Linked DNA regions of Mus musculus: region 2 is linked to region 1. Evidence: chromatin loops called from intact Hi-C (ENCODE). Cell type or tissue: left cerebral cortex. All regions are shown on one strand. Region 1 overlaps Phf20 (PHD finger protein 20). Region 2 holds the start of Phf20 (PHD finger protein 20).

Region 1 (5,000 bases):
CCTGACCCTCTCAACATCCAAAGGACTATAAGCTCTCCTGTCCCCGCTCTCAAACTAAACACAGCCTAAGGGATACATCTGAGGGAAGAAGCCTACCAAGAGCCTAGCCCACGTCTGCAGGAAGGCCCAATGCTACTTTCAAGATTGCATGTGTAAGAACATTGCCTCTGTGGCTGGATAATGGTTAAGATCAAGCAGTGCTCTTTTGGAAGGTCTGAGTTAGATTCCTAGCATCCCCCATCAGGTGGCTCACAACTGCCTGGAACTCCAGTTCCAGAGAATATGACACCCTTTTCTAGCCTCTGCAGGCAAATGCGCACACACACACACGCACACACACACACACACACATTTTTTCAAGAACACTTTTTAATGGAATTCGTCCATAGGTGGTTGATAATAGAGTGATCTGCTGGCCATAAATCCTATCTAACAAGTAACATGTAAATATGTGACAGAAATACTTCTTGGCTGAGGCTGTAGCTCTGTGGTACAGCACAAGGCTGAGGTCCACCCCTAATGACAAAAGGGAAAAGCTTAGTCTAGCCTGACAGAAAGTCTACCTACCTTAGTTAGTTTAGCCCCCTGCCCGCTTCAGTGCCAAGTCAAACAAAGGAAGCCTTGCCCTCTGAGGCTAAGAACTCAGCACATCGGATAACCTTGGGAGCAGTCAGAATGCAGAAGGGAGGAGCATGAGAGCCCAACTACAGGCACTCTACAAGCTTGTCTTCTCTATGGCCGGTATACCTAGAACTCAAGCTAACCAGAGCTAGCTAGTTACATAACAAGATTCAAAACAAACGCCGGCGTGGTGGCGCACGCCTTTAATCCCAGCGCTTCGGGAGGCAGAGGCAGAGGCAGGCGGATTTCTGAGTTCGAGGCCAGCCTGGTCTACAAAGTGAGTTCCAGGACAGCCAGGGCTATACAGAGAAACCCTGTCTCGAAAAACAAACAAACAAACAAACAAAACAAAAAAAAAAAAAAAAAAAAGTACACTTGCCATCTCCCCTGGCAAGAGATCAGTGAATACCCAGGCATACTGGACAACTTGTTACCTTTCAGGAAGACCCCGTTGGGATGCTCTGGATAGGCATATGTGAACTACAGGAGATGCCATCCCAGAACTCTAGAGCCCTGCAGACCTCAACCCTTAGCTCTGTGCTCGTTGTCTTTATTCGTGTTCACACTTTCCTGTGAGCTTACTTTCTCACCTATAAAACAAGGATGAGTTTGATGCCAAGAACCTTTCTCCCTTCAGGTGACAGTGAGATGAGATGTGCAAATTCAGCCAGGTCTAGTGGCACAAACCAGCACTGGGGAGGAAGAGGCCAGGAAAGCATGAGCAGCTCAGCCCAGGCTACACAGTAAGACCCAGTCTTAAGAGCAACAGAGTATGGAAACCACTTAGTTAGCATAGAGTCTGTCATAGAAAAGCAGATCAGTAAGTGGCTCTAATAATTACCACTCAGCAAGTGAGTCACCCTGAAAGAAGTCAGATCCTGCACGCGTGCGCCTATCTTCCTTTCATTTCCCTTCGTGCAAATCTGCTCACAAGGTACTAACCTCCCCATACTCCACATGTAGCTCAGTTACAGCAGAAAGAAGATATAAAAAAGATCCGCTTCTGCAGAGACCTGGGAAGACCATTTCCACAGCATTTCCTGTGGTAAACACAAGCTCCCGGCACAGGCCCAAAATAGACTGAACTGGAGGAAAGGGGAGCACACGACCTAGAAACTCCCATCTAATTAGGGGGGAGACTTGCCGAGTGCACTCACCCTTAACCCCATCATGGAGGAAGCACCAACACAAGAACTGTTGCAAATTCAAAGCCAGCCTGGTCTATAGAGTTGTCTCAGACCAGTTTGGGCAATGTAAGAGCAACAGGAAGGAACCTATCTTGTTGCTAATGCTAGCCACTTGCAGTTTCTTCAAGGAGAAAGCCTTGTGAACAGTAGTGCTCCACGGAGTGAAGGTCATGAGGCTCTGGGCATGACAGTCCATGCTGGTAAGCCAACTCCTAGGAGGTCTGAGGCAGAAGGAGCAGGTAAGTCCAAAAACTCAAGGTCAGCCTCAGCCAGACTCTCTCAAGGAAAAAAAAAAAGTTGCAAAGAGGAGTCAAACAGCCCCTGACAAATAAGGCCAAGGTCAACTCACCAAAGATGACCACACACACACACACACACACACACACGCACCGAACCCAGAATCCTATCATTCCTATAAAAGCTAGAGCTGGGGGTATAACATAGCTTCCAATTATGGCTGCTTCACACTAAAAAACAATAAAAGCTGGGCATGATGGCCCAAATTTGTAATCTTAGCACTTGGTGGGAGAGGATTGCTATGAGCTCAAGGCCAGCCTTGACTGCATAGTGAGATCAGGCTAGCCAGGAGTTTGAAGTGAGATCCTAATTCAAAAACAAAACAAAAACCATGTGGGTGTAAGGATTTTATAGTCTCAGCACTCTGGAGGTAGAGGCAGTAGGATCACTAACCAGCCAAGGGCACCCTCAACCACACAGTTCAAAATCTGCCTGGCTACAGGACTCTACCTCAAACAAACCACCCCCAAAGATTCATTATCAATGGCAAGTACTGCTCTGTCTCTTTTCCACCAATTAACTGATTTCCCTAAGAAACTCTTGAGTTATTTAGGGCTGACTAATCATGCCAAACCCACCATGACAGTAGCTGCTGTTCCCCCACTCTGTCCACACTCCCCACAGCCTGCTCAGCCTCAGGAAAACCCCCAAGGAAGTTAAGAGCAGTAAGAAAATTGAGCAGAAGATGAATACACAAGCTGGTTTTCCCTGGGTTCCGCTGTCTCCTAGCAGCTTGGACTAGATGGCCTAGCTCAGAGGAAATGAAAGGCTTCCTGCCAGCAGAGCTCCCCCTCCCCCTCACAGGTCCCTCGTGACTACTGAGAAAACCAACTGAGGTAGGGAGAGAAATCCAGGATAGGAAGGAAAAGAAAGTCAAGAGCTTGGAATCTAGCTTTGAGGTAGGATGCTGTCCTCACACAAATGAAGCCTTGAATTTATTTAACACCCAGAACTGAAAACAAAGTGAACAAGGAGCAAAGGGAGAGAAAGAGGGGTGGGGCAAGATGGCATATGCCTGGAATCCAGATGAGGCTGAGGCAGAACTACAGGTTCCAGAGGCAAATTTGTCTCAGAACAAAACCAGTCGAGCACTATAGTTAGCAACCAAGCCCACAAAGACAGCACCTAAGAACTAGTGGACAGGGTGACACTGCTCAGAGAAAAGAAATCACTGGCTTCACTTCCATAACTTTCCCAGAATGCTTCAACAGCCTCCCACTTTAGGATTTAGCTCACTCTATATCCTCTCACCCTCCTTCCAATCGATCAGTCTCAAGAACCACCAAGGCGTTTAGCACAATATAGACAGGCCTCAGCAGAAACCTCACTCAGTCCCCATGTCCTTCAACAAAGTAAATGAAGCAGCTGGAATTAAGTCAGAACTATAGAACCCATCACCAGGTGGCCAATGACCACCTCATGAGCCCATGGCCTCAAGACTCTCCTTCCTAGAACCTAGCTCATGAGAAAACCACTGAAAGGACTTGGCCTTTTAATTTGCAAAGCTACTCCAGTTTTTTATTATTGTTTGATTCATTGTATTTGGTTTTTTCCTGAGACAGTCTCACTGTGTAGCCCAGTGGCCTCTAACTCAGTATGTAGCCCAGAGCTGATTGCAAACTTGGGATTACCTAGTTCTAGTTTAGCCTCCCAAGGCATGTGCCACCATGTCCAACTGCAGTTGCCCCAACTTAAAAGCTGTTTAAAACTGCTAATTAACTACAGCCAATAATATACGCAATGGTGTTCATTCCTTAATGACTTCAAACGTATTTCACATCCACCCCACACCCACCCCTTCCCCTTATTAGGATTTGTCTGGTCCGTCCTGCTCTTGCACTGTGTCCTCCATCCCCAATGTACACTGTACACTGGCTTCTTTCTGCCTTACTAGGTCTTCTGGTTGCTGTCATGATGCCAAGCTCAGAGCTCTGTAAACACTACATGTAAAATGTCAGTTTCTAAGACTTCTGTGACCTCTATGAAGCCACCCTCTACTTTTCTAAGAGATCACTTGCTCCCCACAAAGCTCCTGGAATCCTCTTCCTCCATCTGCCCCTGCTTGCCTTTGTGTATCTGGTCCCAGTCACTCTATTCCAGTCCTACCTCCTGTGAACTTGGCCAGCACTAGAACAAAAGATGGCCTCTGCAAACTACTGTTACTTCAAAAGTGACTCATAGAACTCCCCCAAAATTTCATCCTAGCAGAAAGGCTGGTGCTCCCCAAAAGAATACCTCCAGTAAATCTTATTGGAAGAAAGAACATGACTTGATCGCCCTGTAGCTATAGGCCCTTTATGAACCGAATGAACACTTGGCTACAAAAGCCAGTAAAGGAAGAAAGACCACCTTGAGAATGAGACTCTGGAGAAGCAGACCTCCCTTGAGCCAACTATTTCTAGTTCAAAGAGGACTTGCAGTGTCCCCAAAACAAGCTCTTCATAAGATATATGTGAGAAACACTAATTAGAGATGTAATTTTGGAGTATATAACATATATATATTATATATAAGACATAATTTAGTGAAAGATGGGACTATCCAAATGCACTTCACGTGAACTGGAAATCAGTAATTGTTTAGTTAGCTCACAAGACGGAACATCACTTTGGAGGTTTCTCTAGACAATGTTAACGATTCCCAGACAAAATGTAATCATCCCAACACTTGACAGAGTACTGAATAAACCGCTGAACAACTTCATGGGATGGAAAACCACTGTGTGCCAGGCCTTGGTATGCAGGACTTTAACCCCAGCACAGGAGGCAGAAACAAACAGGATCCCACTGAGTTCTATAACAGCCAAGGGTTCATAGTGAGATTCTGTCTCAAAAAAAAAAAAAAAGTCAAAAAGACCAAAACCCCACAACAATAACAACAAAACGGCCAGGGTTG
Region 2 (5,000 bases), 61 kb after region 1:
AACCAGAACACTGTCCACGAGGAACCAGAAACTAGAAAAATGTCTGGACAGGCCATGAACCAAAAGAGAATTCCTGTTTGCAAAAAAATAAACTACCTATAAAAAGTCATGTGAACCAGACATGGAAGTTCTTGCCTGTGCCCTGGCACTTGTAAGGCAGAGGCAGGGGGTTTCAAAGCCAACCTGAGCCACCTAGGAAGTTCCAGGATAACCTGAGCTACCCAGGGAGACAACCTCACAACCGACAAATAAAAGCCATGTGCATGAAAGGGCATCCTATCAGGGAAGAACAGCTCAGGGTGGGGTAACTATAAGAACTGCCCTGAGGAATAAAAAAGAAGAGGCCACAGACGAAGTGTTTTGCAGCTATGCACTCAACACAGGAAGGAAGGCCCAAGAGCCCGGGAGAGCACATTAGGGAATGAGGTTCCAAAGAGGGAAGGGAACTTAAGACTGAAACTATCTTGATGGCAGAAAAGCTACAAAGAAAAACAAACAAAGAGGGAGAAAGAAAAAGAAAAAAGAAAGAGAGAAAGAGACAGCCTGGCGTGGTGGCGCATGCCTTTAATCCCAGCACTTGGGAGGCAGAGGCAGGCGGATTTCTGAGTTCCAAGTCAGCCTGGTCTACAGAGTGAGTTCCAGGACAGCCAGGGCTACACAGAGAAACCCTTGGGGGGGCGGGGGGGGGGGGGGGGGACACGACACGGACTGTCTAGCTAGATGCCTCAGCACTTAAAGCCAAGAATGACCATCTGAGTTCGATCTCTAAGTCCCACAAATTGGAAGCAGAGGGATAACTTCCTGGAATTTGCACAGGCCAAATAAATATGGCTTTCAACTAGGAAAAAAAAAAAGGAAGCTGTGGGAAAAATGGGTGGGTGGGGGGTGCACCACATTTAGGAATGAAAGGATTCAGGAGAAAAGTGTGCCAGAAGTACTTGCTGCGCCCCAAAGGTGGTCTGTTTCCTGCTAAAAGAGGCGCATCTCAAACCTTAAAGGGACACTGAAAGCAAAGATACTCTCAGATAGGAAAACAAATCCCCTCCCCCCCCCCCCCGGAGAAACAAGGTAGCTTGGAGAACTCATCAAAGAGTGCAGCCCCAAGACATACTTAAGGACACGTTAGTGAAGCCCCTTACAGATGAAACTGCAAACTATGTGCCAGAAGCATCAGGATTTGGAGAAGAGCCTGAAAGGGGTGCGCATTCCACACTAAAGGACTAAGAAAAAAAGAACTGACCCCCACATTCACTAACTTCTGAAAACATACCAGAGCTGAGGCCTGGACAGAGGTCGTCCTCCCTGGAGTTGTGGGATATAATAATAATAATAAAGTATTAGATAACTTTGGTTAGTGACCTGATTTCTGAGGAACCTACTAACGGACTGGACCCCAAATTGAAAAGGGAAAACTGTTAATTAGGTTTGAATATAGGAGTGTTCCCTCAGTATGGGGGAGCAAAGAAAAGAGAGTATGATTTCAATCCGTTTTCAGGGACGGTTAGAAATCGAGAGAAAAATCCCAAGATTAGAGATTTTAAGAGTGGAGGGACGCCCAGATTTTCCAAACTACAGAGAAAGGGGACACTCCCATATACAGGGTCGTGAGGAAAGGGTGTGCTTCCCAGATCAGGATAAGAAAGGCACTTCACGAAAACCCGTCCCCGCGGCAGAGGCAGCAGCTTAGGCCTCCCCCTATCTCGCGGACTAAGCAGGGGGTGCAGCCTCAGCACCCATCCCCACCCCCACTGCCCCGTTCCGCGCCCCGGGCCCGCACCTCGCGGCCCAGCCCCCTCGGGCCCCGCTGATTGGCCTGAGCGGCCGTCATTCCCGCGGGTAGCCGCAGTGATTGGGCGACGCTCGCACGCCCGCCACGCTCTCAGCAGCGGTCCCCGGGCCTCCCTCCGGGGCTGGGTGATCCGGGGGCCAGTCGGGGAACAGGAGTGAGCCAGGGTCCCGCAGTGGCCGGGGCGTCCGTCCCCGGTCCCGCCCGCACAGCGCGCGCGCGGCACGGGGCCTGCCCCCAACACGGCCCCAACCAGCTGGCTTCGCGTCGCCGCGCCTCGCCACGAGCTCACCTCACGGCCCCGCTCCTGCTGCGCCGCTCCAGACCAACCGACAGAAGGACTGTGCGCGCTGCGCACCACGTGACCCCGGGGACGCGCCCAGCGTATCCCCCGCCCCCCACACACACGCACCATCTCCACCGCCGAGTGACGCAGCCTCCCTACAGCCCCGCCCCGGGCCCCGCCCCTCCCGGTCGCCAGGACGACAGCGCGAGCAAGCCACGCCCACCTCCCTGAAGCGGGAACGCCGAGTCCGCACTCACCCGTGACGGCTGAGGTCACCAGAAGCATTGGCCTGGGTGCTGCCTATGTACCCTCTTAGTTCTCCTTCTAAATGGTGGAAAGTCGCCCACCTCCCTCTACCCCGTCTGTCACCACGCTCCACGGAGATCGTAGTCTTTACAGCTCACTACTTTCCCTCTTCCAATCCGCTCTTCACACGCAAGAGCTTATCAGAACGACTTGTTCCTTCTCCAGAAGAAGAGCTAAATCTTCAAGATCGATTGTCACCAGTCCGCCCTCTGTGCTCTGCCCCTATCAAGTCCTCATCTGAACCTTCTCACCTCTGCCTTTGCTCTCTCTCATCCTTAGAAAAGGATTCCAACGGGAACTGAAAAGAAAAAGCCGAATTTTGTCTCTAGGGAGCAAGGTCCAAGATGCCGCCACAACAAAAAAGAGGTTTCTCCAGTGGGACTTAGCAAGTGCTAACGAGAAGTGGTAAAATTGCTATTTACTGAGGCGATCATGCTTTGATTTGACACTGGGAGCAACCAAACTTGCACTTCTTAAATTATGTCTAATCGCATCATGTCCCTACACTACTTGTCAATCTAAGCCTTTGCTCATCTAACCACACTTGATGCTGTTTTTGTTTGTTTGTTTGTTTGTTTCTGAAACAGTTTCAATATGTGTAGCCTTGGCTAGACTGGAAATCAGTGTATAGACAGGTTTGTCTTGAACTCACAGTGATCCACATTTCTGCCCCTGACATACTGAGATTAAAGTCATTGTTCACTGTTTTCGTGTAGTGCCAGCCTGTTCTACAGAGTGAGTTCCACCACAGCCAGAGCTATACAGAGAAACCCTGTCTCAAAAAAAAAAAAAAGTCATTCTTCACACAAAAGCATAGCTCTCCAAGCAAAACATTTGCCCCCCCCCCCCAAAAAAAAAAGCCGGGCGGTGGTGGCAGCGTACACCTTTAATCCCAGTACTTGGGAGGCCAGCCTGGTCTACAGAGTGAGTTCCAGGACAGCCAGGAGTATACAAAGAAACCAAAAATAAAAAATAAAAATAAGATAAAATAAAAATTTTATTAGTAGAGCCCAGGTGTGGTGGCTCCTTTAATCCCATACATAGAAAATTCTAGGACAGCTAGGGTTATGAAGAGAAAGCCTCTCTCAAAGAGAACACTCTCTTACCTCTTATTCTCTTGCTCTTACTCTCAGCCTTCCCTACTCTCTTCCTCTCTCTGCCTTTCTACAATAAATGCCTTAAAACCAAAAAAAAAAAAAGGCCAGGCGTGGTGGCACAAGACTTTAATCCCAGCACTCAGGAGGCAGGTGGATTTCTGAGTTTGAGGCCAGCCTGGTCTACAAAGTGAGTTCCAGGAGGACAGCCAGGGCTACACAGAGAAATCCTGTCTCAAAGAAGAAAAACAAAAACAAAAACAAAAAATGAGAGAGAGAGAGAGAGTAAGAAAAAAAACAAAACACAAAAGCACAAAACAACAAGAAATTAGTAGAAACATTAAGTAAGTAGTTAGAGTAAAATGGAGTAATCTCAGCTGGAGGGCTTAAATGCTATGTGGTAGCATTCTTAGCCCTTCCATTGGTGGAGAATAGGGCTTTGTTAACTATACAGTTCATGGCTTGTCTTTTATTGGGATCCTAGATCTGACACACAGATGGGCCTTTAGAAGCCCAGGAGAAACCAGCTCTGAGACCTGCAACATTCCAAACCCTCCACAGTCACTGTTTTCAGCCATCTGAAGCTGGAGGCCTAGTTGGTTTTGTTATCAGGAATTCCTCACTGTGTGATCCACAGGACACCACCCTGACCCCTTTCTTTTGTAAACAATGTCTCTGGAGCACAGGCTGTCCCTTGGCCTTCCTGTCAGTTTCTCTTTTTGTCCATGGTCTTTAAAAGAATACTCTGGAGGCAGAGGGAGACACATGAGATCCAAGCCAGCCTGTTCTATACAGTGAGTTCCAGTCCAGCCTGGGCTACTGAGAGAGACCCTCTCTCTTCTTACATTTATTTGTTTATTTTAATGTGTATGTGTGTATACATGCCTAGAAGACTCATATGTGGAAGTCAGAATACAAGTTGTATGAATCTGTTCTCTCTATCTTCTGGATGCCAGGGCCTTTCTATACTTGTTTGTTTATTTATTTATTTATTTATTTATTTATTTATTTATTTAGGTGTCTCGGAACAAGGTTTCTCTGTGTAGTTCTGGCTGTCCTAGAACTCAGAGATCCACCTACCTCTGATTCAAAGGACTAGGATTAAATGCCCGGTTAAAGAAGATACTCCAGGGCTGGAGAGATGGCTCAGTGGTTCAGATCACAGACTGCTCGTCCAGAGGTCCTGAGTTCAATTCCCAGCAACCACAAGGTGGCTCACAACACCTCTTCTGGTGTGTCTAAAGACAGCAACAGTGTATTCATGTACATTAAATGAATAAATAAATTGTAAAAAAAAAAAAAAAGAAGAAGAAGATACTCCAGTTTTTTTGTTTGTTTGTTTGTGTGTATATGAATATCTTGCCTATATAGATTTCTGTGTACTACATGCATGCATGGTGCCTAGAGAGCTGGATTGAACCCAGCACCCAGAACCCTCTGGCCAGTGGCCAGTGCTCTTAACCTCTGAGCCACCTCACCAGCCCCTCCTCTGAGGTTCTCGGTGGTTCTCTTTTGCCTCTAGGCCTTT

Evidence for each region. A loop is a pair of places that touch in the nucleus more often than their neighbours do. Peaks named below come from ENCODE experiments on the same cell type or tissue, not always from the same donor. Only the 100,000 strongest peaks of a DNase experiment are listed, where the experiment ranks them.
Region 2: a loop joins it to region 1, with 2.1 times the contacts of the local background. A loop is called at or near these places in 15 of 42 quality-filtered maps.

Annotation. Positions count from the first base shown.
Region 1 is chr2:156,255,123-156,260,122 of GRCm38, reverse strand. The region is part of intron 4 of Phf20 (PHD finger protein 20); the gene reads right to left. Among named protein-coding and RNA genes, the nearest start is that of Cnbd2, 55 kb to the left of the region's middle. In left cerebral cortex, no CTCF peak of the experiment used is centred here; a DNase peak (open chromatin) is centred at 2,862; H3K27ac peaks cover 1,843 bases.
Region 2 is chr2:156,193,876-156,198,875 of GRCm38, reverse strand. Phf20 (PHD finger protein 20) reads right to left here and starts at 2,229. Exons shown (of 18, transcript NM_172674.2): 1 at 2,079-2,229. In left cerebral cortex, CTCF peaks have their summits at 2,109 and 4,675 (motif pointing right); DNase peaks (open chromatin) are centred at 1,901 and 2,192; H3K4me3 peaks cover 2,101 bases; H3K27ac peaks cover 1,855 bases.